6 separate regions of the Mus musculus genome follow, and regions 1, 3, 4, 5 and 6 are each linked to region 2. The links are chromatin loops, found by intact Hi-C in ENCODE. Cell type or tissue: heart. All regions are shown on one strand.

Region 1 (5,000 bases), 310 kb after region 2:
GACCTGAGTTTGGGCCCCAGCACCTACATTAAAGAACCTGGCACACTTTGCCAAGAGCTGAGAAAGTTGAGTCCGCTAGCTATAGGTTCAGTGTAAGACCTTGTCTTTAAAACTAAGGTGAAACACAATTAAGGAAGACACATGCCAACCTCTGGCCTCCACAGATGCACATACAAGTAGCACATAAACAGACCAAGGAGAGCCTGGTGTGATAAGCTGGCACACACCTGTAATCCCAACCGGAGAGAGGCAGGAAAGCCAGGAATTCAAGGTCATTTCCAGCCTACCTGGGCTACATCCTCTTAGTTCTGTCTCCAACCCATTCCCTGCTCTTTGGAATAGGTAACAAGCCTCTTTTTGAAGTTATCAGGTAAGGAACAGGAAGAGGGACAAGACTCAGAAGGGGGAAACACGAGAACAGGATTGGACAGGAGACAAATGCACAGAGAAGCGTCGGGGTTAAAGATATTAAGGTAAGCAGCCAGCTTGGGGAGGACTCAAGAGGCCTCCACTGCCCTCGCTCACATCCCCAGGAGTTACAGACTGATGAGGTGCCAAGGCTGAGCACAGCAAAGAGGCAGGCACAAGCAGCTCTGATCACTCACAGACAACTCACCTCCAGTCCTCATGTCGGGTGGAGATGGCATCCTTTGGTTCGGACTTCAACTTTTCTGAGAACTTGGCTAGCAGTTCAGCCTTCTCTAGGAGATGGTTATCTGGGGATGCAAAAGGGTGAGCCTGTGGCAAAGGCAGAGCCGCTTGCCAACAAACTCCCGACATACAAGCTACCTCATACTGGGATGGCTGCAGGAGCCCAGGGGTCTTGGGAATAAAGAAGCCTCTGAAGGCTGGGCTCTGCCCCTTCCTGGGGGAATATCTGTATCTGGCAAAGCCTCATCACAGCACAGGCCCACAAGCCCACCCAGGAGACAAGGACAGAAAGACCACCAATGCTGGGGACAAACATGGCTAGGTAGCACTTGAAGAGAGAACAGAAGGAAAGCAAGGGGCCTGGGATTAGTTCACCTCTGCCAGGGACAAAGTCTGGACCCAGAGCATGTTGAAATAAACAAAACCACCTGTGTATGGCCTCCAGCAAGTCGCTTCCCCTCCAAGACCTCAAGGTTTACAGTTAAGTAATTCTCACTTCCACGCAACAGCTTCCCCCAGGTCAATATTGAAAGCCCTTGAGCAATTATCGAACAAATCTTCCCAAGATAGGTGGTTAGACCTTGGACCCCCTCACCCACATTCCTTCCAGCTGTTTTGTTTTGTTTTGTTTTGTTTTGTTTTGTTTTGTTTTGTTTTAAACCAATTCCAGGCAGACTGAGGCTGCTAACCTCAGGCCAGATCCTCACCTCCCTTCCTTCTCTGTCTGAGGTTCCTGGACCCTGACAAATTCTCAAAACTACCTGAGACCACAAGGCATTGCAAGCACCCCTACCCCGGCATACAAGGTCACAATGTGCCTCATTTGCAAGTAAGAAATCTGAGGTAAAGGACTTGAATTACCCCAAACCACAGACCTGGGTCTCTAGGTTCCCAGTCTTGCAGTTCTCCTGGGTGGTCCCTCCCTTAAACCGATAGTCCCACTGCCCATCAGAGCAGTTGGAGAAGTGGGGTTGTCTGGAGGTAGAGGTATCCAACCCCAAGAGAGGGCCAGCCCTCACAAAGTTCCAAGGAAAACAAATTTGATTGCGTGGGTGCATCAAAATTAGCACCAAGTGAGGAAGAAGTAGGGAGTATGGTTAGACTTTCAGCCTCAAACACACAATCACAGTCCACCAAAAGGCAGTAAATACAGATGCACTCCAGTGTTCCTCGGATGGAGTGCACACATCTCCTCCTCCTAGCCAAAGTGCCCAGAAATAACCACATGAGAATTTAACTTCCGCCGCGCGACAAACAACCTAAAGGAACCCGGAGCCCCATTCGAGCTACGATCCGCTAGGCACTGAGGTACTCCACGAACGTACGCCAGTATAACCTATCCGTACCAGAACCTACCAGAGACTTTCGCTCCTTCCTTTCAGCTACCGTGGCTGTTCTGGCCACGCCTGCCTTCTTTAACTGGGCTCTGGGACCAAATGGACTGACCAGGCCTTGCCCTAGGGACGGCCTGAAAGAAGGACTCGACAAAACCATCACTGAGACAGAGCTTGTGTCTAGGATGCTCAAGGGAGGCAGAGCTGAGTCTTTGGGGCTAAGCAGCACCAGAGCTGGAAACAGCAGGCAAGCCAATGCGGAGAGGGGCGTAACAGGTTCCAAGACGCAAAGCCCTCGGGAACCGTGACGGCGCCGCTGCCCTGAGTCACAAGTCGAGTGGCGGGACAAGCCCTCTCCCCGAGCGGGGAGTCCCACCTCCTCAAAGCCAGTCATCCCCGAGCCCCCAGGGACGCACTCACAAGCCGGCACTAGCTCCAGGAAGAGCGCCTTTTGCGTGCGGTCCCGATGCCGCAGCTGCCGCACGATGTGGCGCTTCCAGACAGCGGCGGGCGCGCAGGGATCGCAGGGGGCGCCAGGTCCTGCCATGGCCGCCGAGTCCCTAGCGGCCGCGCAAAGCTCCAGCCCGAGCAGGGGGGCGGAGCCTCCCGGGGACTCCATGACGTCAGGGCGGCAGCAGCGGGGAATCCCCGGGCTGTACCAAGCGCTTTTGTCGGGGAGATCTGGACACCTCAAAGCAGGTGCTGCTGCGGCCCAGCAAAAACCCTCAGTCCCAGAGGTGTGCGTTTCTGTCCCGGAGTAAGCAGCAGGGATTGAAGCCTCCCTGTCGCCTGTGGGCGCGTCCAGGGCGGGGCCTCAAGGTCGCCTTCCTTAACCTCTTGGTGCCTGGACCAGTGTCAGAAGCTGAGGATGCAGAACTCACTAAGTTACCCCGGAAGGGGAGACCCTACCACCAGGGGCTGTACAGAGACAAGCACCAGGCACAAGCAGTCTAAGAGAGAAGACTGCCTGAAGGAGCCCCACTGTCACCTACAAGGTGACAGTTGAGTGGGGGTTTATGAAGGACCAACTAAGACCGTTACCCAGAGGGAGCGGAGACAAAAGGACTCTTAAGCTCTGGAAAGAACAAGTAGACATGGTCTGATGACATGAAAATTTCCAATGCAGGCGGGCGTTGGGAGTAGCTCAGCGATAGGGTTTTTGCTAACCCTGCGCGGGGGCCTAGATTCAAGGTCCAGCGCTTCAGAGTTGTTAGGACAGGACGCAGAACTGTCCGTGGGAGGAGCAAGATTTAGAGGTCCAGTTGGTAGCAAAATTTAGGGCTCTAAGAAAAGACTCCGTTTATCTGGAAAACCCCAGGCTCAGAGGAGAGAAGAGGCTTCCTCGTTTGCAGCTGTGTGTAGTAGGGAGCTGAGCTAGCCAGCAACCCAGAGTTCTAACTCAGGGCCTATCTGCTGCCTCTCTTGGACAGCACAGACATCTCTTGTGGGTACATTTGACAGTGAATCTGGGCTCACGGGGAATTGTAATGAAATTGTCTCTAGCAAAGAATTCTGCAGATACAGGCTGTGGTAAAGAATGACAGGAGAGGGCTGGTGAGATGGCTCAGTGGGTAAGAGCACCCGACTGCTTTTCTGAAGATCCGAAGTTCAAATCCCAGCAACCACATGGTGGCTCACAACCACCCGTAATGAGATCTGACTCCCTCTTCTGGAGTGTCTGAAGACAGCTACAGTGTACTTACATATAATAAATAAATAAATCTTTAAAAAAAAAAAAAAAGAATGACAGGAGAGACTCAGTGGGCCTAGCCTTACAATATGACATACTGAGGAAGGTTCAGCTTCAAGCCCTGTTTTTAGCTAGGGAAGGCAGACCTGGTTATCCCTAAGAAATAAACCGATGGGAGGGAAAAGGCAATATCAGGAAGCCCTCTAGGCCCTGCAGGGGACAAGCCTTGAGATACTGGGGTCTCAAGTTGGGGGTCTGTTACAGGACTTGAAAAACAGTAAAGGCAAGTGACACCCCAGGGGAATATGTATCTGTTGTTCGGTGAAGCTATAGTGAAGCTGAGCATAATGGCCCATGACTGTAATCCCAGCACTGATGCCAGCCTGGGGTACATAGTAAGTTCCAAGCCAGCTTGGGTTACATAACAAGACTCTATCTCAAAACACTACAAACTGGCCTCAGTCCCCCTTGTGTCTGTCTTGGATACCCCCTGCCTTTGCACTGTACTGTGCCCAGTATTCCTGCTGGAAGTCTGGCTCTGCTCACACATCATATCCAGAAGCACTTCCTGGGGCCTGAGGCTTCTGTGACAACAGCCCCCCCCCCCCAATCCCCAGGTCCTACACAGTGTGCTGCATCTTTAGGTAGGAAGTCATGTTGTGGCAGGTTTTTTAATAATTGTAAAAGATTTCTTTTTAGGCGCGCACATGTGTGGGTATGTGTGTGTGCACGTGCACGAGTGCAGGTGCATCAGAACCCCTGGAATTAAAGTTAGAGCCAGTCTGACTACTAATGTGGGTGCTGGGAAACTCACTCATGTCCTCAGCTAGTGCCTCAGACATTAACTGCTCTTAACCACTGAGCCATCTTTTCAGCACACCTAATGCCTTTTGGACTCACAAAATGCTGCTCCAAATTTTAAACTAGTTTTGTCATCTTTGAATGGTAGGGGAATCAAAGAGTATGGTGACATACTTCCAGGTCTCTTAAGTTTTTATTTATTTATTTTGAAAAAAAAATTTTAACCCACTGCATCCAGTTAGTGCTCCCTCTTTGTGAATGGCTATGGAGTCATCCACTGGGGCATGGGGGGAGTCGACTGATGGGCCACACCCTTAAATTTTTATTTCAAAGACGTGCAGTAGTGGCACATGTCTTTAATCCCAGGACTCTACCACGGAGTTATATCCTGACCCACTCACCTTTTACCCTCAGAGATAAGCTGGCCTCACATTGACCACACCTCCCCAGATCTGGGAAACATACGCTGCACAGTCTGGCCTCAAAACTCTCATACAATAGCTCTAGTTCCACCTACAAGGCTG
Region 2 (5,000 bases):
ATTATTGTTACTATTATGGTTGTTGTTATTGTTGTTGTTGCTATCATTATTATCAGAGGGAACTTATATTTAAGAAAAAGGTGAGAAAGAACTCCCAGGAGTGCACAGAGTCCTGGGCTCCTGAGAGCGGGCTTTCAACTGTTTGTTTTCATCTCCCATGTGGATGTGGGGGATCGGACTCTGTCATGCTCAGCAGCCAGGGCCTTTGCTGGCTGAGCTAGTCACCTTCCCTTTTGTTTCCTTCCTTTCCTTTCTTTACACAGGCTCCATATAGCTCAGGCTAGTCTCACATGCTCTGTAGCTGAGGATAACCTTCAACTTCTGACCTTCCTGCCTGTGCCTCCCCAGTGCTGGGACCACAGGTCTGTGCTACCACAGCTCCTATTTTTAAATTTACTTTGTGAAGAGGGCATTAATGTCTCACGAGTACCGTCTGGTGCTAATTAACCTGCAGGAGTTTACCCAGTGTGATGGCTGGCACTGAATCACTCAGGAGACATACCTCTGGACTTGTCCTTGAGGGCATTTCCAGAGAGGAGTCACCGAGGTGGGAAGATCCATCTTGAAGGTGAGTGTCACTGTCTCACGGACTGGGGTCTCACACTGGATGACAAGGAGAAAGGGAGCTGTGTGCCAGCATTCATCTCTGTGCTGTGTGGCTGCAGATATGATAGATGTGACCCCTCTTAAACTGTGGACCTCAGTGTATCCGCTCCCCTTACATTGCTGTTGTAAGGCATTATGTCACAACAGGAAATAGCCAATGCATCCAGTGTATCTCATTCATTCCTCATTGCAAACTGCATTCATTCATTCATTCATTCATTCAGAAAATAGTTGTGTGGCACCTACAAGCCAGGCAATGTTCTGGACACAGAGAGAGGCAGTTCTCTCTGGAAACTTCTTATTCCAGCAGGACAAGGCAGATGTTGAGGATGAAGTATTGACTGAGTACAATTTTGCCTTTTTATATAATGAGGAAACAGATGCCTAAGGTCACGTGATTAATGAGGTATATAAATGTCACAGATGCAAAGAAATGGCATGGAGTAAGAGCTGGGGCTCAGATTCAATGCTATATGATGTGACTTGAGGGGTTTCCATCTGTCTGTGGGTCAGCAAGGAGTTTCCATCTGTCTGTGGGTCAGCAAGGAGTTTCCATCTGTCTGTGGGTCAGCAAGGAGTTTCCATCTGTCTGTGGGTCAACAAGGGGTTTCCATCTGTCTGTCTGTGGGTCAGCAGAGGCCTGGGGATGAGCAATGAGCAGGCCTGGGGCGGCAGAGAGCAGGAGGGCCTGGAAATCTAGCCTAGGCCTGCCCATCCATCACCTTTGTGCATTTTGTTCCATCCCACGGACCAGCGCTTCAGCTCCACTTCTGCATCAGTTAGATGCACTTTCCCTACTTCTGTGCTTGGGCATCCAAACGATAGGACTAGCTTCCGTCCTTTAAAGGTCAACACCACTGGCTGCTAAGACAACTCTATTGCCACACTTCCCAGGGAACAGAGTACAGCTTTGGGAGCCACCCTGAGAAGACAAGACAGCAGGGCAGGGGTCTCTGGTGCTTTGCTAAAATGAGACAAGGAAAAAGTGTTCCACCTGGATATTGGTCTGGGCTGCACCCTTCTTTGGCTGTGACTGAGCACTGAATAGGGCTTTCCCACAGGCAAATGAGTGCCCAGAACAGAATGATCTCCAGCCCTGGCTGGGGAGGGAGGAAGCTGACACTATGGCAGAGGCAGAATCAGCCACTGTCACTTAGTTGGTAAGTGACAATAAACATGCTAGATCCTCTGTCAATCCATTGTTCCTATCCCACCATTACCCTGATCCAGCAACAGCCTGACTACCAAACAGCTCACGAATTCATCCAGATAGATCGCAATAGACGACTCTTCTCCATTCCCTGAGTCCTCATCAGGATTTGACCACCAAGGGGCAGCAGTGCAGCATCAAAAACCCGGATCCTACCATGGTCAAAGCACAGCCGTGAAACAGCACAGAGACAGCTCCAGGAACTGACAACCTAGAAGTTAAGCTGTGGACTGCCTCCACCCGCATCCCTTTGCTGCCAGGAATTCCGGGGACAGGAAGTGCAAGCTGGAGGAATGTGTGGAGTGAAGAGGGAAAAGGAGAGAAGGCAGCTAGATCCTGTCCATACTCCCGTTTCTTCTGCCAGCCCCCTCGTGCCACTCCCCCAGGCCTGTCTTCTGTCCCCAACGCCAACCTGTTCCCTCAGCACACTTTTTCTTTTTTTTAAATACTTATTTATTTATTTTATGTATGTGAGAACACTGTAGCTGCCCTCAGCCACACCAGAAGAGGGCGTCAGATCCCATTACAGATGGTTGTGAGCCACCATGTGGTTGCTGGGAATTGAACTCAGGACCTCTGGAAGAGCAGCCAGTTCTCTTAACCACTGAGCCATCTCTCTAGACCCCTCACCACATTCCTAAACATGTAAACACTCACCCAGATATGGTGTGCCCACCCCTGTAGAATTTTAGTTCCTTCTTCTCCCCTCATACAGAATGCTCACCCTCGTCAGTCTGTCTTCATTTGCTCCTTTGAGCCAAGGTCAAACCTGGAGCTTGTGTTTTCTGGTTAGGCCTGTGGGCAGCAAGCTCCCGCAATCCTGTCTCTGCTCCTTCCCTACAGCTTTGACACGGCTGCTGCGATCTAGACTCTGGGTCTCATGATTGTACAGTGAGCTCTCTTAACTGTGGAGCTGTCTCTTTAACCTGAAGAAATTTAGTTTCTAACATGAAGGCATGCTGGCATTTGAAGCCCTTGTCACAGAAATGCACAGCTGGACATGGTCAGAGAAGCTGGGGGATAGCAGTGACTGCTGGTACAATAAAAAGGCACAATAAAAAGATAGAAAGCAAATGTGGAAAGGGGGGAGTTAACCATAGGGTCTGGATTAACCCCCTGGCCTGCTGAGAATCAAGTGCATGCCTTTAATCCCAGTACTCAGGAGGCAGAGGCCAGCCAGCCTGGTCTACATAGTAAGTTTCAAGCCAGCTAGGAATACACAGTGAAAGTCTGTAAACAACAACAACAACAACACCTTCACAATTAGCATTTGCTGTGAAGGTTGCTGATGTGGAAATAGATGGAGATAATATTCTTTAAAAAATTTTTATTTTCTATCATCTTTAAATTCTATGTATGTGTGTCAGTGTTTGGTATGCGCACATGTGTGCAGGAGCCTGAGGAGGCTGGAGGCAGTGGGTTCCCCTGGAGCTGGAGTTACAGGCTTGCCATGTGCTAGGATCTGAATCCAGGTCCTCAATAAGAACAGTAGCCACGCCGAAGCGCTGACCCAACTCCCCAGCCCTGAGATAGTAGGTTTTTATGGAGATGTAGAGGTATTTTCAAATAAGAATGTTAAAATTGCAATGAGCCATGATTAAGGGCTGAGTGTACACGGCCTCCTTTCCCAGCTATGTTCTGGGAATCTCACAAACAAGATGTGGAGAACATCTTAAGTTTCCATGCAACCTGGACTTTACCCTATTGTCTATAACAGAGTAAGTGTAACTTCAGAAGTCACCAAAATTGTATATATGGTGATTTAAATTTTTTTAAATGAAAAAAAAAAAGCTTCTTAAGGCAGAGGTTCTGGGTCCCCAGACTCACTGTGGTATCAAGGCTGGCAATGAATTTCTGAGCACCTGCCTCTGCCTCTTGAGTGCTGCTGGGGTGACAGGGATGTACCGCCATGCTGAGTTTTATGTGATGTTGGAGATCAAACCTTTGGCTTTATACACGACAGACCCTACAATTGAGCTGCATCCCCAGCACTCCGTGTGTGTGTGTGTGTGTGTGTGTGTGTGTGTGTGTGTGTGTATGTGTGTGTGATTTTAAAGACAATCTTGATTTTCTCTTGAGAAGACCACAGTCACACTTGGACATGTCATGTTCTTTTCCTGTACATCTGTCTGTCCATCTGTCTACTTGCTGTGTATATACAGGTGGGAGTCACTTCCCACCATGTGGGTCTTGCGCTCAAACCCAGACTGTCTGACATGGTGTTGGAGCCTTTACCCACTGAGCTGTCTCCCCAGATTTGGCTTTCTAAGCCCCCAAGGCTTAAGTGCATACTCAACTCTTCTGAATAAACTCAATGCTGGTTCATATTTGTTCCCTCTGAAATTCTGTTTCATTTTAAATTTCTAAAATTACATTTTACTTGTTATGTGTGTACATACATGCATGTGTGCACATGTGTATGTGTGTGTGTGTGCACGTGTGATGCGCACACGCGTCTGTGGCATGAGTGTGGAGGTCAGAGGGCAGCATGTGAGTCAGTTCTCTCCTTCCACCATGTGAGTCCCAGGAGTCTACAAACTCCCGCTGTCAGGCTTGGTGACAGGCTCCTTTCTCTTTGTTTTTACTGTTTTGTTTTATTGAGACACGGTCTCACTGTGTAGCCTTGGCTGGCCTGGAACTTAGAGATCCTCTCGTCTCTGCCTCTCCAGGGCTGGGACTTTAATTTTTCAATTAGAGTTGTGGGCAACCAAGCATAACCAATTTGCTAGCCTGGAAATTCTTTTCTGCAGTGAAGTCAAGAGTCCCGGCTGCGCTTAAGTGGAAGCCATTATAAGGGACCTTATAGGCAGCTTAGAGCTCCAGTCTGTGAGCCAATGCCACAGACAGCCTCTGTCCAGCGGCCCGAGGAGAGAGGTGCCCAGAGGAAGAAGTGGAGAAGGAGCTGTGCTCCAGGCAGAGGGCTGGGCATTAATTCAAGCAGGGACTGAACTCTCAGATTCCAATGAACTTTATCAGCTACCCAAAGTGACTCAGGGTGTTAGCGCTGGCCAAAAGACAGTGTACAGACAGGAAAGGGAAGTCACACATCTCCCAGCAGCAGCTTGGATGGGAAGGACGTAGCCATTCCCATTCAGGCCTAGCTGCAGCTTTGCAGTTGAGTAACCTGGAAGACAAATACTAGCCCTGCCTGTCAGAGGAAGAGCCTGAATTTGCAGTCCAATCC
Region 3 (5,000 bases), 240 kb after region 2:
ATTTGCTTGATCAACTTTAAAATAAAAAATTGTCTACTATAGGAAGCAGAGGAAGCCCTGAGTGTGTGTAGTCCTGGGTGAATGTGTAGTGTCAACATGGGCACAGCCATGCCAAGGTCTCCAAGGCCTTGGACCCATGGGAAATTGTCAAAGCCATTGCCATGTGGGCCAGGTTCAAGAGGGAAAAGCTTTCCTCCAGAGTCTTGTGTGTAAGGAAGTGACCTCTGAAAGCAGCAACTGAAGCTCCCTCCTCCCAGATATTTACAGCCTCAGCCTGACTGCTGTTTACAAGACTAGCCCCTCCCCACGTCCAGTCCCTAAAAAACACACTGAGGTTCTGAGTTGCCCACGGTAGCAAGTAGTAGTACCCCATCTGACCCCTGCTTTGCTGTGTGTTGTCTGTGCGTCCTTTCTTCATTCCCTCACCATCCCTAGTCAGGGTTTCAGGACCCAAGACAGTAGGGTCTCAGCAGTCTACTATAAGGCTTTTGATCTGTGTTGAAGAGGAATAAAAATATAGGAAGGCAAAGTATTAATTATTTATAATCAATTATCAGTGCAAATCAAGGTTTTTCTTATAATATAACCAAAAGACAGAGTTTGGAATATGGTTGATATAAACTATAGTTATTTTGTAATAATAAAAGGGAAAAAGAAGGCAACGTTTTATTTAGTGCACACACACTTTTTTTTTTTTAAGTTTAGGACCTTCCACATCGTACAGTTTGTGAACTCAGTTGCTTCTCTTTTGCTGTAATACCATCAGGCTTTTCAGTCATGAGGGCTAATGTGGATTCACCCATAGTTTTAAACCTATAAATTCTGATCCAATACGTTACTTATCAAACAGTTATTTGCTGAACATTGTCAGTATTTCAGGCTCCATGTTTGACCCTCAAGATTCAATGCTAAACAGACTGGCATGGCCCTTCCTGTTCATAGAGTTCAATAACCAAAAGAAGGACAGGCAAGCGTCAGAAGCACAAGATAAAGCCACGAGGTAAAAAGACAAGAACCATCCAGAGTTCACAGCGATCAAGAGAAGCCCTTAAGGCTGAATGATAATGAGCAAGGCAGGGAGAGAGGATGAGGAAAGGGCCTGTGACATGTGACATGTGAGCTCAGAGGCAAGAGAAGTGCTGGTAGAGCTCAGAGAGGCTTAGTTTAGGGAAAGTGTTGCAGGGAAGGGAAATGGCAAACAGGTGAACAAGGGGTCAGACAGAAGCCATGTCCAAACTATTCGGTCAGTGGTAAAGTTCAAAACAAACAAAACCTATCCTGAACATAATGCCTGGCCAGGGAAGAGTGTTGAATAGTCAGTCATATAAAATACAAGTCAGGGGTATCCTCCCTGATGCAGTGCGAAGTGGGATGTCAGGACCAGGCATGGTTACATATACCTTTTATCTGAGCACTCCAGAGACAGAGTCAGGCAGATCTCTGTGAATTTGAGACTAGCCTGGTATTCATAGTGAGATTCAGACCACCCAGGGCTATGTAATACTATCTTGAAAGGAAATGGGTTGGCAGAAATAACTGGAATAGGAAATTGCTAAGAAATAACAAAAGAACTTGGTAGGTTAGCAGTATAGCTCTGTGTTAGAGTGTACACTTTGCATGTGCGAAGTGCAAAGGTTTGATCACTAGCACTGCTAGTTAACTGTTAAAAAGCTTTGATTTCTTTCCTTTCTTCCCTGTTTTCTGGTACTCATACTCAGATAGCTAGTATAATGCCTAAGTACAGTTGACACTCAATAGCAATATCATTCAGACTACATAGGAATATAGTTCACCTTAAACTGCACGCCTTGTTCATGATACCTATATTATCATGTCTTGTATATAGGTAAAATGAGCTATTTCTTCCAAACAAGATTATTAGGATGAGCTACTAAGAATATTTCTAAGTCAAAAACTTCATATCAGAAAACATGTCTCTTTTTAAAACAAATTCATGAAAATCATGATTTAAGGTAGAAATTTTAATTCCATCTCAACACACTACAGTGTCCAAAATGTTCATAACTATTTGAAGTTTATATTTAAGGCATTTCTAGTATAGGGGAATGCCAGGGCCAGGAAGTTGGAGTGGGTGGGTTGGGGAGCGGGGGGGGGGGGGAGGAGATAGGAGATTTTTGGAGAGGAAACTAGGAAAGGGGATAAGATTTGAAATGTAAATAAAGAAAATATCTAATTAAAATTTTTTAAATATATTTAAGGCATTTATTTGCACTGCCTGTTTATAGTACTCAATGGTGCCATCTAGTGGTAAAAGAAGATTCAGCACTATTACTCTGCTTCGGGGACAGGTTTTGTTTTATTTCAAGTCAATTTTATATTAAAAGCTTGATGTAAAAGCCAGACACAAAGTACAAAAATAATTATTGTAAAATTTATATACATGATTCTTATAAATAACATACTAACATACAAGGAATAAAATAAATAAATAACATTCAAGGAATAAAAGAAAGAAGAACAATGTTAGATATCATAATTTAGCCCTGACTGTCCTAGAACTCAATCTGTAGGTCAGGCTGGCTTTGAACTCAGAGATCCCCTGCCTCTCCCTGAGATTAAAGTGCTGGGATTAATGATGTATCCCTCCACCACTTGGTTTAAAACACGTTTTTCAAAAGATACTTGAGAAAGTGAAAAGAGCAGCCCATAAAATGAAAGGAAATATTTACAAATTATTTATCTTGCAAAACTCTGCTATATACAATACATAAAGAGTTATTGCCATTTGAAATCAGAAATAGACTCCAACTGAGATGTATGAAGCAGAGGCTGGAGATGTAGCTCAGTTAGTGAACTATTTGGCCAGCAGTTCAGTTTCTATTACTGTATAAACCAGGTGTGGCAGCACATACCTGGAATCTCAGGTGGAAACTAAAGGGTCAAAAGCTAAGGGTGGGCCAGTGAGATGGCTAAGTGGGTAGAGGCACTTGTGTGCAGGCCTAACAATCTGAGTTGGATCCCCAGATTCTGCAGCACAGCGGGGAAAAAAAATCAGAATTGTACTCTGACTGCCACATATGCACCATGATGCATGTATGTCTTCTGTAAGTAAATATTTTTCTTTGAAAGTTGGAAGTACTTTTAGTTGTATTACAAGTTCAAGTGGTGCTACAGGAGACCCTGTCTCAAAAAAAAAAAAAAGCCAAAGGTTTGAATTAGATAATTCGCCATAGAAAATAGATCAGTATATAGCAAAACATGTAAGGGACTCACAGACAAGTAACTCCAGTCTAAGGAGATCTGATGTTCTCTTCTGACTGCCATGAACACTGTACACTCTATGTGTGTACAGACAGACATTCAGGCGAACACTCATCCACATAAAATAATAAAATATCAACAATAATACCAATAAAGAGCACAATGAATAACACACACACACACACACAAATAAGTGGTGGCAAGGACACAGAGAATCTTCATGAATTGTTGGTTGATAGGGTGCAGCACTCTGGAAAACAAAGTTGCCATATGGCCAAAGGCAGTTCTACTCCTGTGTGTCTCCCCTGGGAACTAGAAGCAGGTGCCAACGCTAAAATAAAGGTAGAAGTGAAACTCTAAAACAAAAACATTTTATTTGGACGTAACAAAAAAATAATACTGCAATCCAGAACACATGCACACACGCTGAAATGACCTCTAGAATGTCTAGGAAACAAAGGAAGGTTTGGCAGCTTTGTTGAGACAAAGAAATTTGAAAGCCATTATGAAAGAAAGCTCATTGGCACTTTGTGTGTTTGAGAGAACTAGGGAGCTCTCATTGGAGAGCAGCAACAGTCACTGTGCAAAACTAGCTCCGTGACAGTTTTGTTAATTGATGAGAAGAGAAAAATGTAGATTTTTAAAAGATAAGGCTGCTGTTTTGATAGTTTGGAATGGCAGGAAAGTTCTTAGAATATCTATGAGAGCTGAGTGTTTTCCCTTTGACCTCTCTAAGATGTGCGTGACGGGAGTGTAATCTATGTAGACAAACACGTGGGCATAAATGTTCATGACATTTTATGTTTTCTCTCAGATTGCTCTGTAGCAAATATATACTAAATCCTAATTCTACCACTAATGGAGGAGACTTGTGTTTATTGTATATGTGTTCCAGGCTCTGTGCCTGGATTCTTTCTTTCTGATAGTCCCTGTAAAATTCCTACATCTAATTGTCATGAAGTGGCTACAGAAGCAGATAAGCAAAGATCAGAAACTAGATGTTTTTGTCTCCAAAATATTCTGGTTTTTTTCCTAAGCTTTAGCAATATTAGATTTTTCCCCTTGTTGGTTGCTATTCATTAGAAATTCAGCACTACCCTAGTAACTGCTCACTGTTCACACGCTCTTATGTAATGCTCTATGCCTTTTGTCAGTTTATTAATAGGTTTTGAAATTGAACATTTCTACATTTTTAAAGACAAAGGAATTATGTGCCAAAGCACTATCATAATTTTTGGCTTCTATAATATTCCTCTCTTTCAGGCTCTTGATGGAAACGTGTATGACCACCTCAAGGATTATTTAATAGCCTTCAGCCGGACCGAGCTAGAAACTTGCCAAGCTATACAGAATACATTCCAGTTTTTACTAGAAAACTCCAGCAAGGTAATGTGTCTTTAATGCAATGACTAGTATTGCCATGTCATAATCTAAAGCTCTTTCCTGAAGATACTAATAATAGTAGAAACATGTTTTAAAGGATGTAGTTCTGAAAAAAATTCTCCTTAACAAAGTGAGAGAATGGGACACTTTCTGGATGAGTTGAATGAAAGGGGGGACATGATGCACAGACTAACTTAGCCATCAGTCTGTGGCCATACATATTGCCTTTGAGAAGAATCAGTGAAGAATGGCCTGCTCACAGGAACTTCAAATCCATTCAACTCAGTCATTAAAGAGAACAAGGTCATCTATCAATGCAGACAGTAAGAAAAATGAGCACAGGGAATGTAGCATGTGATAATTAATTTAAAAATAAATTCTACAGTGCCTTGGAG
Region 4 (5,000 bases), 64 kb after region 2:
TCCCTTCTCTGCCTGACTGCTGGAGGGGCTTGTGGAAGTGCAGGTTCTGCTAGGCATGAAAGCACATGTTTACAATCACTGCCACACACACCCAGGACAGCCAGGGCTACCCTGAGAAACCCTGTCTTGCAAAACAACAACAACAACAAAACCTAGACAAAACAAAACAACAATGATGAGGAAGAAGAAGAGGAGGAGGAGGAAGAGAAGGAGGAGAAGAAGAAGAAGAAGAAGAAGAAGAAGAAGAAGAAGAAGAAGAAGAAGAAGAAGAAGAAGAAGAAGAAGAAGGAAGAAGAAGAAGAAGAAGAAGAAGAAGAAGAAGAAGAAGAAGAAGAAGAAGAAGAAGAAGAAGAAGAAGAAGAAGAAGGTGATGAAGAAAAAAAGGGAGAAAAATTAACAAAACCTAACCTTTATTGAACACCATACCAGGATGAGGTATTAAAAATGTTACACATCTTTCCTTCTCTCTCTCTCTCTCTCTCTCTCTCTCTCTCTCTCTCTCTCTCTCTCTTTCTTTCTTTTGATATGGTTTTTGGTTTTGTCAGGCAAGATCCCACAATCCTCTCACCTTGGTCTCCTGAGTGCTGGATTATAGACATGTGCCACAAAGTTCAACTATACTTAGTATCTTATTTGATTCTCTTAACAACACCAATGAATAGACAAAACTGAAGCTCAGAGCTCTTCGAGCGACTTGCTCAAGGTCACAGAGCAGATCAGCAGCAGACAGGGCTGGGATATACACTTGTACCAATGTCCATCAGCACACCCATCTTGTGAACGTGACCTTGAGAGCACAGCGCAGCTTGGTGGCCTTGGGGAATGCACAAGGGAAGCAGAGGCGAGGCCTGGGAGGATGAGGAAGGGTCACGCATGCACGGTGATTCAGAAAACAAGCTTGGAGAGTGGAGAAAGGGAGGATGACACATCCCGGCTTGAGGCCTCCCTCGGCTGGCCAGCTCCTTCCTACTTCCTTCTCTGTGAAATGAGGAAGAAACTCGGTTTAGAGAAGGGTTCCACTCCAGGCCTGCCTGGCACACAGTAGGCCCTCAGGATGTGTGGGCTGGCCTTGCCTTCCCCTAGTGACTTGTACCCTGGCTGGCTCACGGGGTTAAGTTAAGGGTCCTCTGGAGAGGACCAAGGAGAGGTATTAGGGTCACAGCCCAGAAAGGCCCCTGGGAAGCAGACCCTGACAGATACTCGGAGTCTGGCTCTGCCACACCCCTTATCCCACCCCTGGCCCTTCCCTCTTGGCCCAGGGTGAAGAGGCAGCCAGCTAGTTTACCACAAAAGCCCTCTGGAAAGTAAACACCCTCCACCTCCCACACCCCATCCCACCTCCCATACCCTACTCCACCTTCTTCTTTGTCAAAATGCCCTCAGCTATATGAGAAGCATCCTTCTAGTGCCCAATAGGCGAATGCCCTTGGGGACTTACATCCGGCCTGGCCTCTGGAAGTCTCTAGTGACTCATGTTCACTTCCTCCACCTACAGTCATAACTTTGCCGCTGTATCAAGAATATGTCCCTTAAACTGTCCTCACTTGGTAACTCCTGAGGGGCAGCTTCAGGAGGTGGATCCCCACCCCCGACCCCCCACCCCCACCCCCACCCCCGCATGCCTTACATAGATGCGTGTTGCTAGAATAAAAAGCCACTCCTATAGACCTCTGTAAAAAGTGAAAAGGGCAGAGAGGCCATTAGCTTCTCCTGGGACAGAATAGAGACCCCTGTGAATCCTTGAGTCCTCTTTAAGCATGTGCTGGGCAGTGGAGCCTCTGGCCTCCTGCAGAGAGCTGACTCTCCTCGGGAGTCCAGATGCCAGAGAATTCACTACATCTATCTTCTTCATATACCACATGAGAAGTCTGGGGCTACGAGAAGACCATCACCAGACAGGGTCACTCAAAGAAGAGACACTGAACAGTCCTTCTGAGAGTGTTTCCGAGAGAGCCTTCACTAAGCTGCCAAAGGTGGAAAGATGACTTTGGCGCCACCATGTGGCGTAAAGGAAGAAACGCAGAGCTGGGGAAGCTGTTAGTCTTCCAGGATGGGGGCAATTCGTCCACACTAGGACCCTCCTGGGTAATAGGGCCCTGCTCTTTCCCGTTACACAGCCTCTGTCCCTACTGGTCACTCCAATGCAGTGTCTCTCTCCCACACCAGACTAGGAGCTCCTCAAGGGCAAAGCCAGGTCTGAATCATCACACCATTTGTAAAGCCATTGTAAGGGTTTGAGGAAGTGATTTAAGCTGAGCTGAATTCAGTATACAATGGGGGCAAAAATTTCTGCCCAAGAATGTTTATTGAATCAGTGCTTTAGAAGCAAGAGTCGTGCTAGTCACTGTTGACGTAGGAGATGGGTGTAGGGGCTCCTTATGCTGTTCATTTCCCTTGTGCTTGAAATGTTTTGAAACAAAGGAACAAATAGAAAGCATCAAACTCCACTGATAGAGTCTAAGTTAATTATGCACAGCTGTGCAAAGGAAAGTGTTTAGAGACATTAAAATGCTAGCACAGGGTTTAATACTGAAATTGTTTTTTAAAAGTATTTTAATTACATTTACTTATTCATATATGTGTGTTTTATTGATATGCATCTATATGCCATATAATTTGTTCATGTGGCGTATACAATTTAAACCAGGTATGGTGGTCACAGGGCTGAGGCAGGAGGATTGCCACAAGTTTGATGGTAGCCTATGCTATATAATTACTTGGAGGCCATCCTGTGATACACGGTGAAATCTTGTCTCTAGAAAGATTTCTATTACTATCATTGTACTGGATAATAATAGTAGAAATGATGAAGTGTATGTGTTAATGATATGTAGTATGTTCCCCAATATTCTCCAACCGGCACCACAAGCAGTTTATAATATTTTCATCTTCGTCAACAAAAGTGCATGTCCATTAATATACAGCCACTCTTCTATTCCCCTACCCCACCCCACATCCTCAGACTTCCTTGTCTCTGTATGGACTTGCCTAGTCTGGATTCTTCCCATAATCAGAAACAGAACCATGCTGTTTCTACTTAGTGTAATGCTTTCAGGTTTCATCTAGGTCACAGATAAGCCAGAAATAGCAGTGTTTCATTCTTTTCTATGACTAACTAGCACTCAGTGTGTAGGCAGGGAGATAGGATCTTTTGAGTCTAGACCTTGAATTCACTATGTAGTCAAGGATGGTCCTCTTGCCTGCACCTCCTTGCCTGCTGGGATCGAAAGCATGCATCACTATGTCTGGCATTATCTGATGTGGGTAATTGAAGCAGAGCTCCCTGCGAGCTGGGCAAGCACTTTACTGCACTGAGCTACATCCCTGCCTTGTTTGACATTTGCTTTTTGAGGGCTACCCTGGGGAGGGAGCCAAGGCCTTGAACATACTGTACAAGCATTCTACCAGAGTTTCATTCCCAGTTCTTGGTCTTTTGAGCCAGGATTTATCAGTGTATCTTATGAAATATGTTGGGAAGCTCAGACTGGCTTCAGATATGCAATCCTCCTGCCTCAGCTTCCTGAGTGCTAGGATAATGGGTATGTGAAACCCAGTTTCACTGTCTGTATTTAAATTTTTTAAATTAAATTCTCTATTTTATTTTATGTGTGTGGGTGTTTTGTTATGCATGTACATCTTATGCCTCTTGTAATCCTGATGCCTGCATCTGTAGTTCCCTGGAACTGCAGTTATAGATGGCTGAGCCACTATATAGGAGCTGAGAATTGAACCTGGGTCCTCTGGAAGAAAACCAGTGCTCTTAGTCACTGAACTTTTTATTTATCTGTTTGGATAGTATTCTGACCACTGTTCAACCACAGTTTTATGCTAATTTATGCTAATTACCCTGCTTGGATGTATACTTAAGCAGTGGAGTTTCTAAACTTTTTGTTTTGATTTGAAACGGTGGTCTCACTGTGTAGCCTCCAGAGTGCTGGGCTGAAGTTTCTAAGTGTATGGAACCTCTGTGCTTGTCAGAGGAACTGCCATGTTGCTCCAAAGACAGGCCACATAGTTTACCTTTCCCTAGGAAGAAAGTTTCATTTTAGCCTGGTGTGGTGATCAATGCTTGTTACGTCATCCCTCAAAAGGCTGAGGTAGGAGGATCTAGGCAAGAATGAGGCTAATCTGGGCTACATAGCAAGACCCTGACTCAAAACAAAAACAGAACAGAAGGGCTATAAAGCTCCTATGGCAGAATAGCTTTCCAACATGCACAGAGCCTGGCCTTCACTCCCCAACACCACACAAACTCCATCCTAAAATCCCAACACTTGAAGGGAAAGGCAGGAGAGCCAAAAGTTCAAGGCTAGCCTCAGCTACATGTTTATAGCCAATGTATGTGGGCAAGGCACACCCAGGTATCCAGGTACATTATTCAACGTTTCCACAAATTATGGTGTGTTTTGTGTGTGTGTGTGTGTGTGTGTGTGTGTGTGTGTGAGAGAGAGAGAGAGAGAGAGAGAGAGAGAGAGAGAGAGAGAGAATGTGTGTGTTCATGTGGAAACTGATGTCATCTTCAATTGCTCTTCAACCATGTTCATTGAGGCAGAGTCTCTCAGTCAGAGGCAAAGCTCACCAGTCTGGCTAATCTTGCTAGTCAGCCTGCTCTGGGGATTTCCTGTCTCTGCCTTCTGGAACTGGAGTTACAGGTGGGCCACTACAGCCACTGAGCATCTGAAGGTTTCTGAGGACCTGAACTTTGGCATCCTCCTTGCTTTGTTTTTCAGATAGGATCTTAAGTAGCCCAGGGTGGTCCCGAACTTTCTATACAGTTGATAATGACCTTGAACCCCTGCCTCTATTTCTGGAGTGCAGAGGTTTCATGAATGGACCACCAACCTAGATTTATGAAGGGCTGGGATCCCGGGCTTTGTGCATCCTAGGTAAGCATTCGACCAACTGAGCTACACCCAGTCTTTTTAAGTCCCTAACTGCTGAGAAATACTATTACATTAAAACAAACAAACAAACAAACTTGTGCTCAGTATTAATGTGCA
Region 5 (5,000 bases), 80 kb before region 2:
GTTGGGACCCCAGCAGGGGCAGTAGTAAAAAAATAAAACAGAGATCTATTGGCTGTGAAAGAAGCAAGAGGTAGCCCTCGCTCTCCTGGCTGGATTCCAGGCTGTCTTCTGATGGCTAAACCCGGCTGGCCCATCTCTCAGCCTAGAAGAAAATCCCTGACCACAACACTCCTGGCCCATCCCAGACCTGGGGTAGAGCATACACTGCGAGGTCCTCGATGGGGACCTGAGGTACAATTTCTCTCCACAGCCCTATGTAGGCCTCACACTGTCCCTGAGTGCCCTGTGATAACTCCCCAGTCCAGTCTTCAACACACTACAGATCTATACTTTGCCAAGACAGTAACAGAATCCAGGAGCACCTCTCTGACCTCCCAGGAGCACCGTGGTCTAGGAAAGACACCGGTTCCTACAGGATGTGTACTGAGAACTTCAGTGGGGTGACCTAGGCTAAGATCTAACCCCAAGCAAATGGCGTATCAGCAGCTGAAAGACTTCACTAAGTTGCAGGGCACATAAATAAGAAGTCAGGCCAAACCTGGGGCACCCTGAATTAGGAAGTGGGGCTGACAGCTGTATTCGTTTCCCTGGATGGCTAAGACATAGATGGAAACAGAAGGGAGGTCTCAATGTCTGCCTGCCCCAGGACTACAAGAATAATCCAAACAGGAATGAGTATAAACTAGACATACACTGGGTACATAACATGTACCTATTGGCTGGCCTTCCTGCTCTGTGACTTAGTTTCCCCTTCTGTAAACAGATGAAGGAGGTGGGAAAGTTCAAGAGGGTTCTAAATTCCCCACTAGGTTCCCAGAGGGTGACTGAGGTCATACTGGGAGAAAGGCATGGCTGATGAAGCCCAAGTGAGGAAGCTGGGGCTCTAGGACTGCACTTCCACCAAGCACTGCTAGGTGGCAGCAGAGGCCTGCAGGACTGGGATTGTAGGGCATGTGGTTTGAATTTAACTGCATGATTTTTTTTTTTTTAATGTGGGGTTTTTTTCTTTTCGTTTTTTTCTGTCACTCCACCCCTTTCAGTTTCAAGAGGATACAGCTGAATCTTCTAGGTTTCAAAAGAAAAGTTCCTTATCCCAGATAACAGAAGTAGGAGATGGGGGCTGGAGGGTAAGTCGGACCTCAGCAGACGTGAAAAGCATCGGATGAGCCAGTCCACTCTGAACTCAACCTCTCTGCCCACTTCTCCCCCGTAGCCACCATTTTACAGGTCAGGAGCCAGGCATAACTGAGTGTGAGACCTTGGAGGAGAATGCTAACAAATCTGTATTCTAAGTTTGTATTTTAGGGGCTCCTAGGATATCCCTGCCAGTCCTGCACACAGGACTGTGCCCTGCCTTGGCTTGGAACCCCAGGATGTGTTGACTTCCAGGAGACTTTCCCTAACAGCTCTAAAAATTCAAATATCCAAACCATGTTCAGAATGCTACCCAGGCCGGCCGGGGCCCCACATGGTCTGAACTTCAACTCCTACCTTCATGTAGCTGTAAATACCTTTCCTCAGTGTCTATTTCCCTACCTGGAACATGCCAGATCTACAGCTCAGTGGCTGTTCTACAAAGAATGGCTCCCTACCATCTCCACCCATCTTGGTAGTACGGAGGGAGGCTGGGGTGAAGGGTCGTGGGAACGGAAGTTTCTAGGGTTTGATTCCAGCCCCTCCAATTCCCTCCTTTCTTCAGACCAGGCACATGGGGGCGGGGGGCTCCATTTGTACACTGTTGATAGAGATGGGGTGTCTTGCCTGTAGGGCGGAAGATGATTCATTGGGCCTTGGGCCAGGCACCCTGGGAAAGGCCAAGCCGGCCCCAGGCCAGTGCCCCAGGGAATAAAGGACAGGGCCTGACTGGGCTGTGTATAAATCCTAGGGACTCTCAAAGCCCGCAGCCAAAAGACGCCATCTTCCCCACTTAGACAATGCCAGAAACCCTTCTGCTCAGGCCACCAAAGGCCCCGGGAAATGAGGTGGCCGAGTTCCGCCTGCTGCTGTGCCCTCCCAGCCCTCAGCACGGGGTCCATCCCCACACGCACCTTGCCCTTGGCTGGGTCAAGTCCCATTTAATCTATTCTCTGCTTTTTCCAGGGAGCCTTAAATCTCCTCCCTCACCAACCTCACCTCAGGCCAGGGCAGGCGCCAACTGCCCCACCAACTGCCCCGTTGTGACTCCCAAATCAGTCCATCCTTTTTATTATGCTACAGACCTATGAGGACGCTACCTCGGGCACCAGGGGGCAGTAACAAGATCTGGGAGCTCCAGGATAGAGGAGGCACCACTAAGGCCTAGAGCCGTTTCCCCAGGGCATACAGTCAGCACACAGGTGTGAATAGAGACAAAGACAGCAAGTGTCCGCAGGATGAATAGGCACAGCGAGGAGGCCACGGGTGTCTATGATCAACCTCCTAAAATGAAAGGGCAGTAGGGCAGACCCCACCACCAACACCCTTCTCTCTCTTTGTTTTGTGATTTGGGTTTTTTGGAGACAGGGTTTCTCTGTGTAGCCCTGTCCTATCCTGGAACTCACTTTCTAGACCAGTTCCCACAGAGTTCTGCTTGCCTCTGCCTTCCAAGTGTCAGGAAAAAGGTGTGCGCTGCCAGCTGCCACCACTCAGCGGGCGCCATTCCTTTCTGCTGGACGAATGGTATTACTTCCCAGCACAGAATGTCTCAGGACCTCAGGGGTTTTTTGTTTGTTTGCTTGTTTGTTTTTTTGTTTGTTTGTTTTAAAGAGACAGGGTTTCTCTGTGTAGCCCTGGCTGTCCTGGAGCTAGCTCTGTTGACCAGGCTGGCCTCGAACTCAGAGCTCTGCCTGCCTCAGCCTCCTGGGAATTAAGGCGTGTACCACCATAGTCCGGTAGGGCCTCAGGGTTTTAGGGTCTCTTCACTTGGCCAGAAGTACCCACGTAGCTGGGATATACTGTGACCTCACCTTACTCCGACCGTGCCCTCCAGGGTATACTGTTACCAAGTGGTTACATCAACCCTAGTGTGTCGGGCTCAACCCAGACCTGACAGAAGTTTCTGTCATCACACCAGGCCAGTTTGCTCTGCTTCCTTCCCAGTGGGGGCTCAAGGGCCACCACTAGGCCTGGGCCACACTGGCAGATGTGATTTCTGCTGACCACCAGCAGCTTGTGCTTCTAGGCTCTTCTGTGCTTTCCCCATCAATTAGTGAGCAGCCCTAGAGCTGAACAGAGAAGCTCCCAGAAGATGCTCATCTGAGGTCAGCCAGTGTCAGCCAGTGGGGTGGCTTCACGTCCCAGGACCAAAGTCCACCCTAGGAAGGCATCCTGACGGCTCAGAGGACCACTCCTGAAGCTTTGGCTTTGAGTCTTCAGAGTCTCCAGACTTGTAGCTGTCAACAGAAAGTGGCAGTGCTGTCTACTCGGTACCATGGAGTATGCAGAACAGCGCAGCACTAAGTCTCCTAAGACTCCATATCAACTCAGTGACAACACTGAGACTCAGCGCAAGTCGTGACTTGCTGGGTTCTCAAGACTAGGCAGTGGGCTGGACCCGAATCCTCCTGCAGCCACTGACCACTAAGTGGCTGGGACTTTGGATAAATCACTTAACTTTACAGAGCCCAAGGACAGGAAGACAGCAAAGATCTAAAAATAGCAGGTCTATCTGTGGAGGGATTCCACTCTCTGCTGACTAAGCACCTCCCAGGTGTTGGCTTTAACCTCAAAATAATCTCCTGGGTGGGCCCTATTATTACCTTGTGTCACTGGCGACCCAAGCAAGATCTGCCAAGCAGGCAGGACTCCACCCCAGGGGACCCTGGGTAGAAAAGTTGGGACAGTTTACATCTGTCTAGAGTGCCAGGAGGAGGGCTTCTTCCAGCCAGGGGTTAGCCTGAGAGTGTCAGCCTGGGCTCTCCGCACATGGACTCTACCTACACAGCCCGCGTCAACTCCAGCTACAGGGAAGGGAGGGCTCCTGAGTCATGGGCCCTTAGGAAGACCTCTGAAAAGTTACAGAGAAGGAGTCCACTGTATTATCAAATGAAAGCATAGGGCACTCCTATCGACAAACTGTATTGCCTCAATGTCATCTAAAAATAAAGATAGAGAAAGAGATAAAGACAGAGAGAAAAGGGACACACCTGGAAGAAGCCACCAGAATGTCAACGGTAGGCGGGGCCTAGGGCATGGGAACAGGACAGAATAATACACAGCCAGGGACACTCTTGATGGCTGACTGACTCAGAAGACCAACCTGTACCTCGATTTTTCTCATCTATAATGCAGGGATTAGAAAGCACTTATTTCGCACAGTACCAGGAGTCAAGACGCCACTCAACAAATACTGGCTGTTATAAATAAGGCTGAATCGTTACATCAGGAAGAAGGCTCTAAGAGACTCTTGAAAGGCAGATGTCTAAGAACGACCAGTTTAGCCTCCTCCAAAATAGTCCCTGGCAGTCCTTGCTTGCACATCCCACAGAACTGAAGGGCTCAGTCACTCCCTCCACTGGTACTCTGGGAACAGCTTACCCTATGGAGGAAGGGCCAACATGTGCTGGACCCTCTAATGTCTGGGTACCAGCTCAGACTACCAAGGCCAATAGAATGGCTGGGATGTTGGGAGGATCTTCCCCCACCTACCATTCCAAAATGTTTGGTCTAGGGTTTTTCTATGGGGGTGATTCTCTAAGTAAGGTTGGAGGCTTTCTCTGTGGCTCTCAAGGCCCCTGCCTAGATGGTCACCTCTGTCCATCCCACTCTGTGCCTCAACAGACAACTATCTGCTGGCAGTCCTAACGGCCTTTCCCATTTTCTTGTTTGGAAAACAAACGAGAAACCAGCTGGGCCTGACCTCCTCCCCAGCCTTCTCCTGACTCCCTAGTCCCTAGGGGTGGGAGGCCCTTCTGCCTCCTCCCTGGACAAGGGCCTTGTGGAAAACCCCAGAGGAGAGGCCTTGTGAGCTGGTTGTTGCCATGGCAATGGCAGCCCTGGAATTTGACCACTGGGGCCCTGGA
Region 6 (5,000 bases), 390 kb after region 2:
CCACTTAAGGGACATGGAGGCCAGCAGTGTGGCCTTCCATCCCACATGTGCTCACTGAGCCTCCAAACCTGGCCCTCACCTGGGGATAGGTGCCTCACAGGGATTGGGCCCTGGCCTGTGTCTTGCAGAGAAGAGTGAGTACGGGTGTCTTGCCTAGTACCGACCATGCCATTTCTCATGGCAGTAGCTGAGCCTGTAGGTAGGGGGTGTGATGGCTGTAGAGGAGATGATATGTGAAGAAACCTTGAGTAGATGCTACAAACACAGGGACTCACAGAGTAGGGAGACGAGGGTTATTCTGTCAGGCCTGGCAGCTCAGCTTTGCCTGGTATGTAGTCACAGTGTAGATCTACAAGAATAGAACTGGGGTTGGGCATTGTGGCACACACCTATCGTCTCAGTGCTCAGGAACCTGAGGGAGGAGGACTGATGTAAGTTCAGGCTAGCCTGGGCTACGTAGTAAGTTTAGGGCTAGTTCAAGGCCAGAGCCAAAGAGGCACATAGCAAAATCCAGGGTCAAAACATGAAAGCCACTAACAGCGAGAGAATAGACTTTGAGTTCATGGCATAAGCAGGTCTGGGTATTTCAGTTTTCAGCTTTCAAGGCTTTTGTCTTTCAGGATTGTAGTCTCTGGGATTTAGGCTTTAGATTTTGTTCTGTTGGAATTCTGCCTTTGAAATTATAACATTCAGGATTCGAACCAGCATAGTGTGGAAGCTCACAGAGCGACACTGTTGGCCATGTTCCCCGGGTTGCTGCGCCTCTCACCTGTGACCTTCTGTTCCAGGTCTGAGCCTAGCCCTGGGCCTCTGCTGACAGAAGCCATGGCAGAGGGTTACGATGCCGCACTGTCTGTAGCTGAGTGGCTGCGGGCACTTCACCTGGAGCAGTACACGGCACTCTTTGAGCAGCACGGACTGGTGTGGGCCACCGAGTGCCAAGGCCTCAGCGATGCTGGCCTGCTAGACATGGGCATGCACCTCCCCGGCCACCGCCGCCGCATCCTGGCTGGTCTTCACCGCGCCCATGCACCCCCAGTCCCTCTGCCTCGCCCCGCCCCACGGCCCGTGCCGATGAAGCGACACATCTTCCGTTCACCACCTGTGCCCGTCACTCCACCAGAGCCGCCGCCCACAGCTGGAGAGGATGAGGGTCTGCCTGCCGCTCCACCTATCCCACCCCGCAGGAGCTGCCTCCCACCTGCCTGCTTCACTCCGACATCCACAGCCGCCCCAGATCCTGTGCTGCCCCCACTGCCTGCCAAGAGACACTTGGTAGAACCCAGCGTTCCTCCTGTCCCTCCTCGAACCGGACCCCCCTACCCACAGGCCAGGTGAGTGACATCACGGCTGGTGGGTGGAAAGACCTAGAATGCAGAGGAACCAGGGTTGGAGGAATGACCCTGACTGCTGGTGGGGACACAGGTTTAGAGAGAAGAGAGCAGGGCCAGGCCAGGGCAGAGTTGGGTAAGGGGCAGACGGGAGGATAGCCAGGACTTAAGGATACCTAGATATGTGTAGAAAGAGCAGGGGAGCCACCAGGGTCGCGAGTGTCTATCCCAGCAATAGGGGGGACCCAAATCCCAGGACCTGTCTGAGCGGCAGCCTGCTTAACCTGCTTACTGTCGGTCCTCTTCAGAATTCCTTCTCCTCTCTCCAGCTAGTCTCCTCCTTGCTTCCCCGAACTTTTCCCACTTTCTATGGACACTCCACTACTCATTCCTCCCAGCTCTCGGCTGTTTGCTCTGGTGCCAGCCAGAGAAGCGTCTAAAGTCAGGCTCCTTTGGAGTTTTGAAGGGATGTGCTGTCAGAGGTCTCTTGTCCTTGTCACTGCTGGACGGTGTTGGTGAATTTCATTGATGTCTGCAGCAAGCCTTCTGTGGAAGGTGGGAATTGTGTTCTGATTTCTAGCTGGGAACCTGAGGCTTGGGAAGGACTAGCTGGATCCATGCAGGCGTGTGGGAGTGATGGGAGGTGGGGGCAGGGTGCACTTTTGTGGAGAAAACCTGTGAGGTTTTGTCCATCTAGAGAGTAGCATTGAGTCAGAGGATCTTCTAGCCCAAGCCAGGTCTGAAATTATGAGATGTAATTGATGGAAGAAATCACAAGATGTTTTTTGTTTCCTGGATCCTTGGGACCCTGTTTCCACAGTATAGATTCATGGTTCTTAGTGCTATTGTACCCTCTAGTGGCCATTCTCCTGAGTGCAGAAGAGAGAGAGAGAGAGAGAGAGAGAGAGAGAGAGAGAGAGAGAGAGAAGACTCAGAGTTGCTGGAATTCAAGATACCCTGGATTTACCATGCCACATCCCTTTTCTCCTGCCTTCTCCTAACCCAGGGTGTAGATTTTGATTTTTTTTTAACCTTAATTTTAAATGTTTTAACCTCCTTTCAAGTCCACCATCCACCAGAGGTAATAGAAAAGAAAGGTTATTAGTATATGGGAGCAGTGGACCTGTTTAGAAATTCTTTTTTGGAGCAAATCTCATTTGAATTGTTAGGATACCAGTAGTTCAGGTCACAGAGATCATCAGTGGCAGCTCGATCGACTCCTGAGCATTTTACAAGTTTACTAGCAGTCTAGTTGGTAGTGTCAGGTTAGCAAACAGGAATCAGTAGCGGTGGCAGGACCTAGCAGTGACAGCCGGGTCTCAGCTGAATTGGCATGAGTCAGCAGGAGGGACCAGGACCATCAGAGAAGGCAGGGGCATTTTTTTTTTCAAGACAGGGTTTCTCTGTATAGCCCTGGCTGTCCTGGAACTCACTTTGTAGACCAGGCTGACCTTGAACTCAGAAATCTGACTACCTCTGCCTCCCAAGTGCTGGGATTAAAGGCATGCGCCACCACTGCTCCGCCAGGAGAAATTCTTGGCTGTGCCTTTCTCAGTGAAGCAGAGATCAAGAAGCCCCTGTCTCTGTCCGTTGGGTCCTTTTTATACTCCCCCCAAAAGTCATGCGTCTTCCACGGGTCTTGTCTCAGCGTGTGAGTCTGTCTTAGCAAAACTTCACGTGAGTCTGTATCTGCTGACGTCACTCTGTCAATTGTCCTGCGTCTGTGGAAGTGGCAAGAAGCCGTGGGAACCTCTCGAGAAGTTTTTTTGGTGTGTTTCTCTCTATGGAATCATGACAAACAAAGTCCAACAATGCGATGTAAGGTGGATGAATACACGCGTGTGGTTATTGAAGAATCCTTCATCGTGCACCGTTTCACGTCCTTGCTTTAGCAGAACGTCTTTTTACCTGTGTCTGCCTCAGGAAAACACTCTTTCACATGTTTGCCCCAGCAAAACACCATCTGACACAACTGACTTTCCAAAGAAACCATTAAGTTTCCACTTCACCAGGGTAACCCTCCAGCGATGTTTTAGGAAGGGAGAGGCCTTTAGAAGAAGACAATGGGAAGAATTCAGCTGAGATAAAATTTTAGACTATAGACCAAGGTCTATAAGCAAATCAGGAAAAGAAAACAAGAATGGGGTTTCCACCCTCTGTCTTCTGCCCTCTGCCCCCCAGGACCTGATGTCCTCTGGCCTCTGCCCTCTGCCCTCAGGACCTGATGCCCTCTCTAACTTATCTGGGCCCTCTGTGGGTCTCCTGACACTTGTACTTATTCAGGAAACTCTTAGGGTAAATAAAAATCTTATCCGAAGCCCTGAGTCCCAGGATACAAGGTTCCACTCTCACAGTCTGAATGCAGGTACTTGGCCAGGATATGGGGAGTCAAGGCCTCTAAGACATCGGGTTCTTCAGTAGTCATGGGGCTGGGGGGATTATAAAATGGTGTAATACTTGCAAGAAATCTCTGTGCATTCTTCATGGTTTTTTTTTTTTTTTTTGCTTTGGTGTTTGTTTGTTTGTTTGTTTGTTTTTCTGTGCTTTAGGATCAAGCTCAGGGCTATGCCTATGCTAGGCAAGTTCTCCACCACTGCTCTGTGTTTCCAGCCCCATCTCTTGCGCTACAAATCATCTGGACGTTACTCACAATGCCAGATGCGCTGTAAATGCTCTGTAGGTAACTACCATACTAGATTGTTAGGGAACAGGGACAAGGAAAAGCTCTCCATGTATTCACGACACATGTGGGTTTGCCGCATACATTTGGATCTGCAGTTTGTTGACTCCGTGGACGTGGAGGCAGAGGGTGCATCTTTGATCCCCTTGGGGCAAAATGGTGCCAGGCCTGACATCTTTTTCCTGGGGATGACACATCAAGAGTCATCTGCAGTCTTCAGCTCGTAGTATTTAGTTAATGTATATGAGTACACTGTCACTGTCTTTAGACACACCAGAAGAAGGTGTCAGATCACATTGCAGATGGTTGTGAGCCACCATGTGGTTTCTGGGAATTGAACTCAGGACCACTGGAAGAGCAGTCGGTGCTCTTAACCGCTGAGCCATCTCTCCAGCCCCTAGTTGTTGTTGTTTTAATTTTTATTTTATGTGAGTGGGTGTTTTGACTGTCCACATGTCTGTCCACATGTCTAGGTATACATATGCACATATGGCCAGCTGTCTGGGTGGTAGCATGTCTGTGTATTTGCATATTTGTGCTGGTTCTGCAGGTGGCCATGCTGGATCCCAATAGGTACAGGGATCTGTACAATTTCAGTGGTGACAGGCCTGTCTATGTGGCTCATTTGGGCTGAGCAGACATATACATGGGCCTGTGGCTTATTGCTGCTATGGGGATTGCAGTGCTAGGCTGTGTTGTTAATAGTGTGCAGATGCTGTTTGGGTAAATGAATTGGCACATTTATTGTTTGTGTACTGTCAAAGTGTGAGTCATTGTGCACATATGTGTGTGCATATGCTGCCAAGAGCCGTTAGAATGTCAGCTCTCCTAGGGCTGTGGGTTCTTCGTCAGTTTCCTTTACGATTGGATCCCCAACGCCTGGCGAGCAGTACCTAATAGCCCTTTATACACGTCATGGAGACGAAAGGCCCCTGAGGCCAGGAGCTTTCACACTGGGGTGCTGAGCTTGGGCGTCTGCAGATGATGTG

What was found. Peaks named below come from ENCODE experiments on the same cell type or tissue, not always from the same donor. Only the 100,000 strongest peaks of a DNase experiment are listed, where the experiment ranks them.
Region 1: a loop joins it to region 2, with 2.8 times the contacts of the local background. A loop is called at or near these places in 2 of 42 quality-filtered maps.
Region 3: it touches region 2 in a loop (5-fold over the local background); 8 of 42 quality-filtered maps call a loop at or near these places.
Region 4: it touches region 2 in a loop (7-fold over the local background); 26 of 42 quality-filtered maps call a loop at or near these places.
Region 5: a loop joins it to region 2, with 2.2 times the contacts of the local background. A loop is called at or near these places in 3 of 42 quality-filtered maps.
Region 6: it touches region 2 in a loop (2.2-fold over the local background); 7 of 42 quality-filtered maps call a loop at or near these places.

Annotation. Positions count from the first base shown.
Region 1 is chr7:101,299,496-101,304,495 of GRCm38, forward strand. It overlaps Atg16l2 (autophagy related 16-like 2 (S. cerevisiae)), which reads right to left and starts at 2,593. Exons shown (of 18, transcript NM_001111111.1): 1 at 2,406-2,593; 2 at 617-716. The coding sequence starts at 2,532. In heart, a CTCF peak has its summit at 2,553; a DNase peak (open chromatin) is centred at 2,666; H3K4me3 peaks cover 2,050 bases; H3K27ac peaks cover 1,863 bases; H3K27me3 peaks cover 982 bases.
Region 2 is chr7:100,986,292-100,991,291 of GRCm38, forward strand. No RefSeq gene overlaps it. Among named protein-coding and RNA genes, the nearest start is that of P2ry2, 23 kb to the right of the region's middle. In heart, a CTCF peak has its summit at 1,937 (motif pointing right); DNase peaks (open chromatin) are centred at 2,050 and 4,870; H3K27ac peaks cover 1,686 bases; H3K27me3 peaks cover 251 bases.
Region 3 is chr7:101,229,387-101,234,386 of GRCm38, forward strand. Fchsd2 (FCH and double SH3 domains 2) reads left to right here. Exons shown (of 20, transcript NM_001146010.1): 9 at 4,486-4,608. Among named protein-coding and RNA genes, the nearest start is that of Gm50587, 27 kb to the right of the region's middle. In heart, a CTCF peak has its summit at 2,298 (motif pointing left); no DNase peak of the experiment used is centred here.
Region 4 is chr7:101,050,004-101,055,003 of GRCm38, forward strand. No RefSeq gene overlaps it. Among named protein-coding and RNA genes, the nearest start is that of P2ry2, 41 kb to the left of the region's middle. In heart, CTCF peaks have their summits at 2,015 (motif pointing left) and 2,223; DNase peaks (open chromatin) are centred at 1,128 and 2,018; H3K27ac peaks cover 1,314 bases.
Region 5 is chr7:100,906,502-100,911,501 of GRCm38, forward strand. The region is part of intron 1 of Arhgef17 (Rho guanine nucleotide exchange factor (GEF) 17); the gene reads right to left. Among named protein-coding and RNA genes, the nearest start is that of Arhgef17, 23 kb to the right of the region's middle. In heart, a CTCF peak has its summit at 2,249 (motif pointing right); DNase peaks (open chromatin) are centred at 900, 1,800, 2,240 and 4,900; H3K4me3 peaks cover 583 bases; H3K27ac peaks cover 4,042 bases.
Region 6 is chr7:101,372,168-101,377,167 of GRCm38, forward strand. Arap1 (ArfGAP with RhoGAP domain, ankyrin repeat and PH domain 1) reads left to right here. Exons shown (of 34, transcript NM_001040111.1): 3 at 789-1,334. The coding sequence starts at 826. Among named protein-coding and RNA genes, the nearest start is that of Gm35219, 20 kb to the left of the region's middle. In heart, CTCF peaks have their summits at 2,182 (motif pointing left) and 2,384; a DNase peak (open chromatin) is centred at 1,174; H3K27me3 peaks cover 1,054 bases.